Regions from separate parts of the Homo sapiens genome. Here region 2 is linked to region 1. The links are chromatin loops, found by intact Hi-C in ENCODE. Cell type or tissue: mammary epithelial cell. All regions are shown on one strand. Links, peaks and the distances in the headings refer to the core of each region. The heading gives the core; the rest is flanking DNA.

Region 1 (2,913 bases), core at 246-2,745:
TGGCCTGTTTTTTTGTTTTTGTTTGTTTGTTGTTGTTTTTTAAGAAGAGACAGGGTCTTGCTCTGTCACCCAGGCTGGAGTGCAGTGGCGCCATCATAGCTCACTGCAGTCTCGAACTCCTGAGCTCCAGGGTTCCTCCTGCTCAGCTTCTTGAGTAACTGGGACTATAAGCATGCATCACCATCCCCAGCTAACTTTTTTTTAAAAAATGTTGTAGAGATGGGATCTCTTCTACGTTGCCCAGGCTGGTCTTAAACTCCTGGGCTCAAGTGATCCTCCTGCCTTGGCCTCCCAAAGCACTGGGATTATAGGCATGAGCCACCATGTCTGGCCTGTGGTAGCACTTTTGACTAACCTTTTTTTGTCTGGAGTGCTAAAAAGATGACTTTAAGAATAAATATCTCCTGAAAACTGGCTTGAGGGCCCCATTGAGTCTTGGTTAGAAGCCTGTGTTGGGGACAGTGGGCCTTCGTCTTCCGGATTTGTGTGGAGAGTGTGGCTTGTTTCGTGCAGGTGTCTGCCCAGGAGGTCAGGAAGGAGAATCCCCTCCAGTTCAAGTTCCGGGCCAAGTTCTACCCTGAAGATGTGGCTGAGGAGCTCATCCAGGACATCACCCAGAAACTTTTCTTCCTCCAAGTGAAGGAAGGAATCCTTAGCGATGAGATCTACTGCCCCCCTGAGACTGCCGTGCTCTTGGGGTCCTACGCTGTGCAGGCCAAGTTTGGGGACTACAACAAAGAAGTGCACAAGTCTGGGTACCTCAGCTCTGAGCGGCTGATCCCTCAAAGGTGAGCACAGGATGACCCGGCCTGGGCAGGAGCAGTCATGCCGTCCTCGGCAGGGAGAAGTGATTGCCTTAGAAGCACAGTTTAAAAACACAAGGACTTCGCCAGTGTCAAGTGCTCCTTCATGCTAGTCATTAAGTCACTGACCAGCGACCTGAAACATAGCCAGGGAAGGCGAGCTGCCATTCCTCATGGAAACTAAAGCGTGGCCGTGTCCTGTGGGACATGGCATAGCAAACTTCTCGACCTGACTGCTCAGCTCCTCCTGGGGTATGATAGGTTGCCCCTGTGAAATCTGTTTTTATTTAGTAATGGTCACAAAAATTACCCCATTTGGAAGAAGAGGCCACTTAAAATACCTCTTAGTTTTTCCAGCAGAACTGAGTTCTTGTTCAAAATGCTAAGTCTTCCAGATTAACTGTCATAAATAGAAATGCTGCACATCAGGAAATAGAAACCAAAGCTCTTTGGGATTGATTGATTTGAATGGAAAGTAAGGGTTTGAATGTGGGTGGTAAGTGGGCCTCCTTCCTTGCCTGTCACATTCCTTAAGGATGACAGTGCTGTTTCCTTTTGCATTCCAGAGTGATGGACCAGCACAAACTTACCAGGGACCAGTGGGAGGACCGGATCCAGGTGTGGCATGCGGAACACCGTGGGATGCTCAAGTGAGTGCTGTGCCCTGCTGTTGGGATCTTGCCATCTCCGTGCGCTCCAGCATGTCTTTTCCTGTGACTCTAGTTAGTGCTTTAAAGGGCTCTGTGTCAGGCCTTGTGAAGACCTTGAGGGAACCGAGTTAAAAGTGGGGTTTTCTTAGGGAAGAGGTTTTTTTTAAACAAAGCCAGGTGTCTTGCCTGGGGAAAGAAGCAGTTTAGCTCAAGCCTTCAGGTTCTAAAAGCTTACACCCTCCCTTTGTAGAAAGTGTTGTGTCTAAACTTCATCTTAGTCAGAGGGGCATTGTTCACCTGCAATCAGCATTATTCTGTCAAAGAGATGCTGGTTTGCTCATTATATGAAGGTACTTGTCTTACAAAGTGTATATAAATGAAAAAGGATCCCAAGTGAGAAATGCTGATGTCAGAGAACCTGGACGTGGGGCTGTTAATGTAAGACATGGCCGAGCCACCTGATTCTGGGTGTTCTCGTCCTAGAGCCTTGTCTCTGGCCTAGTCTTGCGAGTCTGCATTATTTCAGCCTCTGAAGTTTGTTTGAGGTTTGAGCCTCAGATTTTGTGCTTCAGGGTTTCCTGTCTGGCCCAAACATCCTTTATGGAAGGAAAACAACTCAAAGCCTATGAGGAGGGTTGTGGGAAGACATGTGTGGGCAAGAGAAAAAGGAGGATTGTGCTGAGTGATAAAACTTAAAAACCTGTTAGAGAAACCAGTGTGAATCAGTTCTTCTTCAAAGTGTGGGGTTTGGTGGTGAGGCTCCAGGGCAGCACGGACCCCACCCCAGGCATAGCTTCTGGGCTGTATGGGTCCCCTCCTCACCGGTCGGCTGCCCGGCCCCTGCCTGCCTGCACGCAGCACACAGCATTGAGCCCATCCTACACAAGGCGCCTTAATTTAAAAATACTGGAAAGGTTTTACTGTTCTAGATATTGAGTGCTACCAGTGACTCTGCCTGTTTCACTCTCCCCAATTAGAGATAATGCTATGTTGGAATACCTGAAGATTGCTCAGGACCTGGAAATGTATGGAATCAACTATTTCGAGATAAAAAACAAGAAAGGAACAGACCTTTGGCTTGGAGTTGATGCCCTTGGACTGAATATTTATGAGAAAGATGATAAGTGAGTTGAAGTTCACAGTTATCTTCAGTAGGTAGGGTGGTGGGCCTGGAAACAATGGCAAAATGGCAAATTTGTGGGTTATTTTTGAAGTATTTATTTAGCAACTTACTATCCCAAAGTAGGAAACTTTTTAAAGGGCTTTTGGACTGCTGTGGCCCTCTCAAAGGGTGGTCCAGAGGTGTGGGTTATCCTCTCTCATGGTGGGCGGGGCCGATAGTGGGCTCAGTCCTGGTAGAGGAAGGCAGAATAGAGCAGAGGCTGCCTCTCCTCCCCGCTGCCTCTGAGATTCCACCCCAGCTGCCTGCAGGTACCAGCACATCCATCCATAGCTACTTC
Region 2 (2,913 bases), core at 141-2,640, 570 kb after region 1:
GCTCGGGATGCCAGCATGGTACAATGAGATTCAGGAACAAGCTACATATGTGGTCCACATGTTAGGATATTGTGGTTTATTTGGAAAATAATTTTAGTCCAGAATCCTCTTTTTCCTGTAATGATTAAAATTATTTAAAATTATTTTTGCTAATGGGGATCTCCAGAGTGTCTGTGTAGCTTTTTATATATACCATGTAATAAAATGCTGCTACAAACTCTATATAACCATATATATATACACTATAGCTATATATATAGTTGTACAGGTTCTTTATAGACTTTTTTATATGGAAACATAAGGGTAAATTTGAAGTCTGAGGCCAAGAAAGCCTCGTAAACTTTTTTACATGGGTGGCATAAAAAGAAGAGAGGCTGGGTGCAGTGGCTCAAGCCTGTAATTTCAGCACTTTGGGAGGCCAAGGTGGGCAGATCACGAGGTCAAGAGATTGAGACCATCCTGGCCAACATGCTGAAACCCTGTCTCTACTAAAAATACAAAAATTAGCTGGGCGTGGTGGTGCACACCTGTAGTCCCAGCTACTCAGGAGGCTGAGGCAGGAGAATCACTTGAACCCGGGAGGTGGAGGTTGCAGTGAGCCGAGATGGCGCCACTGCACTCCAGCCTGGGTGACAGAGTGAGACTCCAGCCTGGGTGACAGATTGAGACTCCATCTAAAAAAAAATAAAAATAAAAATAAAAATAAATAGAAGAGAAACATATAAAGAGACTGTAACCTCCAAATATAGAAGTTTATAAGTTAGGAATTCATACTTTTTTTTTTTTTTTTTGAGATGGAGTTTCACTCTTGTTGCCCAGGCTGGAGTGCAATGGCGTGATCTTGGCTCCCGGGTTCAACCTCCACCTCCCGGTTCAAGCGATTTTCCTGCCTCAGCCTCCCAAGTAACTGGGATTACAGGCATGCGCCACCACACCCGGCTTATTTTGTATTTTTAGTTAGAGACAGGGTTTCTCCATGTGGGTCAGGCTGGTCTCGAACTCTTGACTTCAGGTGATCTGCCCTCCTCGGCCTCCCGAAGTGCTGGGATTAGAGGCATGAGCCACCACGCCCGGCCCAGCAATTTATACTTTTTTTTTTTTTTTTACCAATACAACATGAATGCATTATTTCTCTAGTGGAAATTAAGTCTGAAATCTGAAACAAATTCATTTATTCCAATGTACTGCTTCTAAGGGAAAAAGATAGATAGATAGATAGATGATAGATAGATAGATAGATAGATAGATAGATAGATAGATAGATAGATAGTTTGTAGCAGCATTTTATTTCCTTATTGCCCTACCATGACACAGAGAGCTAAGTAAGGACAAATTCTAGAGACATGGAAGGTCTGGCTCCCCCAGGGACCTTATCGATGTTTTTGTTTTGTTTTGTTTTGTTTTGTTTTGTTTTTTTGAGACAGAGTCTCACTATGTTGCCCAGGCTGGAGCAGTGGCTATTCATTGTGCCCTACAGCCTTGAACTGCTGGGCTGAAGCTATCCTCCCACTCTAGCCGCCCAAGTAGCTGAGACTGCAGGCGGGCTGGGCTCTGTGTCTGTGCTTTTAAACTCTTGCTGAGAGCTCCTCCTACTGGAATAACGCATTCAGTACCATGTCATATCAGACTGCATCACGATTCAAAATTTTAATACATGTAACACAGTGTTGCAGACTCACTACACCACAAATTCCTTCTTTGTGGCAGGGAAAAGATTTCACATTAACTGCTGATTTTTAAAAAATGCTTATCACCTCTTCCATTTACCTTATAATTGATCTGTACATTGAGATTTGGCTTAACATTTACATAGGGCTTATGACCTGCCTAGTACTATTCTAAGTGTTTAAATATAACTATTCACTTGATCCTTACAACAACCATGTAAAGGAGGTACTGCTAATCTTCGTTTCACAGGTGAGAAAGTGAGATACAGAAACGAAGTATTTTAAAAACTTGCCCAATGTCACACAGCTGGTAAATGACAGACTCAGAATTTGAGCCAAGGCAGTCTGACTCCAGACTCCAGTGCTCCTAATCACAGGTTATGCTGTCACAACTTGGAGTAACCAAAAAATGTCACCATATGTATTGAACACATTCTGAAGTGTTAAGAGTCAACGATGTCAAGATGATCTTTTAAAGTAGCTTTTGTTGTTGTTATTGAGATATAATTAACATATAATAAAATGAACAAAACTTAAGTGTTTAGTTGAATGAGTTTCACAAATGTATCCATGTGTGCAAACACCACCCACAATAAGAAATAGTTTATTTCCACCAATTTTGGAAGTTGCTCTATTACAATCAAACCTCACCCCTCTCCCTGCACCCCCACCTCTGAACACTACAGTTCTAATTTCCATCACCATAAATTATTCTTGTCTGTTTCTCGACTTCATATGAATTATACAATATGTATTCTTTTGTATCTGGCTTTGCTTTCTCACTATAATTTTTTTTTTTTTTTTTGAGGCAGAGTCTTGCTCTGTCGCCCAGGCTGGAGTGCAGTGGTGCAATCTCGGCTCACTGCAAGCTCCACCTCCCGGGTTCACACCATTCTCCTGCCTCAGCCTCCCGAGTAGCTGGGACTACAGGCGCCCGCCACCGCCCGGCTAATTTTTTGTATTTTTAGTAGAGACAAGGTTTCACCATGTTAGCTAGGATGGTCTCGATTTCTTGACCTCGTGATCTGCCCACCTCGGCCTCCTAAAGTGCTGGGATTACAGGCGTGAGCCACTGTGCCTGGCCTCACTATAATGTTTTTGATATGCATCCATGTGTTAATTCAACTTATTGAATTTGCTTCTGCAATTTGCATATTTGCTTCTGCAATTCCTCTGTTGATGGACTTTTTTTTTTTTTCTTGAGATGGAGACTCACTCTGTCGCCCAGGCTGGAGTGCAGTGGCGC

What was found. A loop is a pair of places that touch in the nucleus more often than their neighbours do. Peaks named below come from ENCODE experiments on the same cell type or tissue, not always from the same donor. Only the 100,000 strongest peaks of a DNase experiment are listed, where the experiment ranks them.
Region 2: it touches region 1 in a loop (4-fold over the local background); 1 of 110 quality-filtered maps calls a loop at or near these places.

Annotation. Positions count from the first base shown.
Region 1 is chr6:158,783,184-158,786,096 of GRCh38, reverse strand. It overlaps EZR (ezrin), which reads left to right. Exons shown (of 14, transcript NM_001111077.2): 5 at 514-788; 6 at 1,370-1,453; 7 at 2,431-2,577. Among named protein-coding and RNA genes, the nearest start is that of MIR3918, 20 kb to the right of the region's middle. RefSeq lists an enhancer at 704-1,903. In mammary epithelial cell, for the core only: no CTCF peak of the experiment used is centred there; a DNase peak (open chromatin) is centred at 1,386; H3K27ac peaks cover 1,659 bases.
Region 2 is chr6:158,213,018-158,215,930 of GRCh38, reverse strand. No RefSeq gene overlaps it. Among named protein-coding and RNA genes, the nearest start is that of GTF2H5, 46 kb to the right of the region's middle. In mammary epithelial cell, for the core only: a CTCF peak has its summit at 1,605 (motif pointing left); a DNase peak (open chromatin) is centred at 1,560.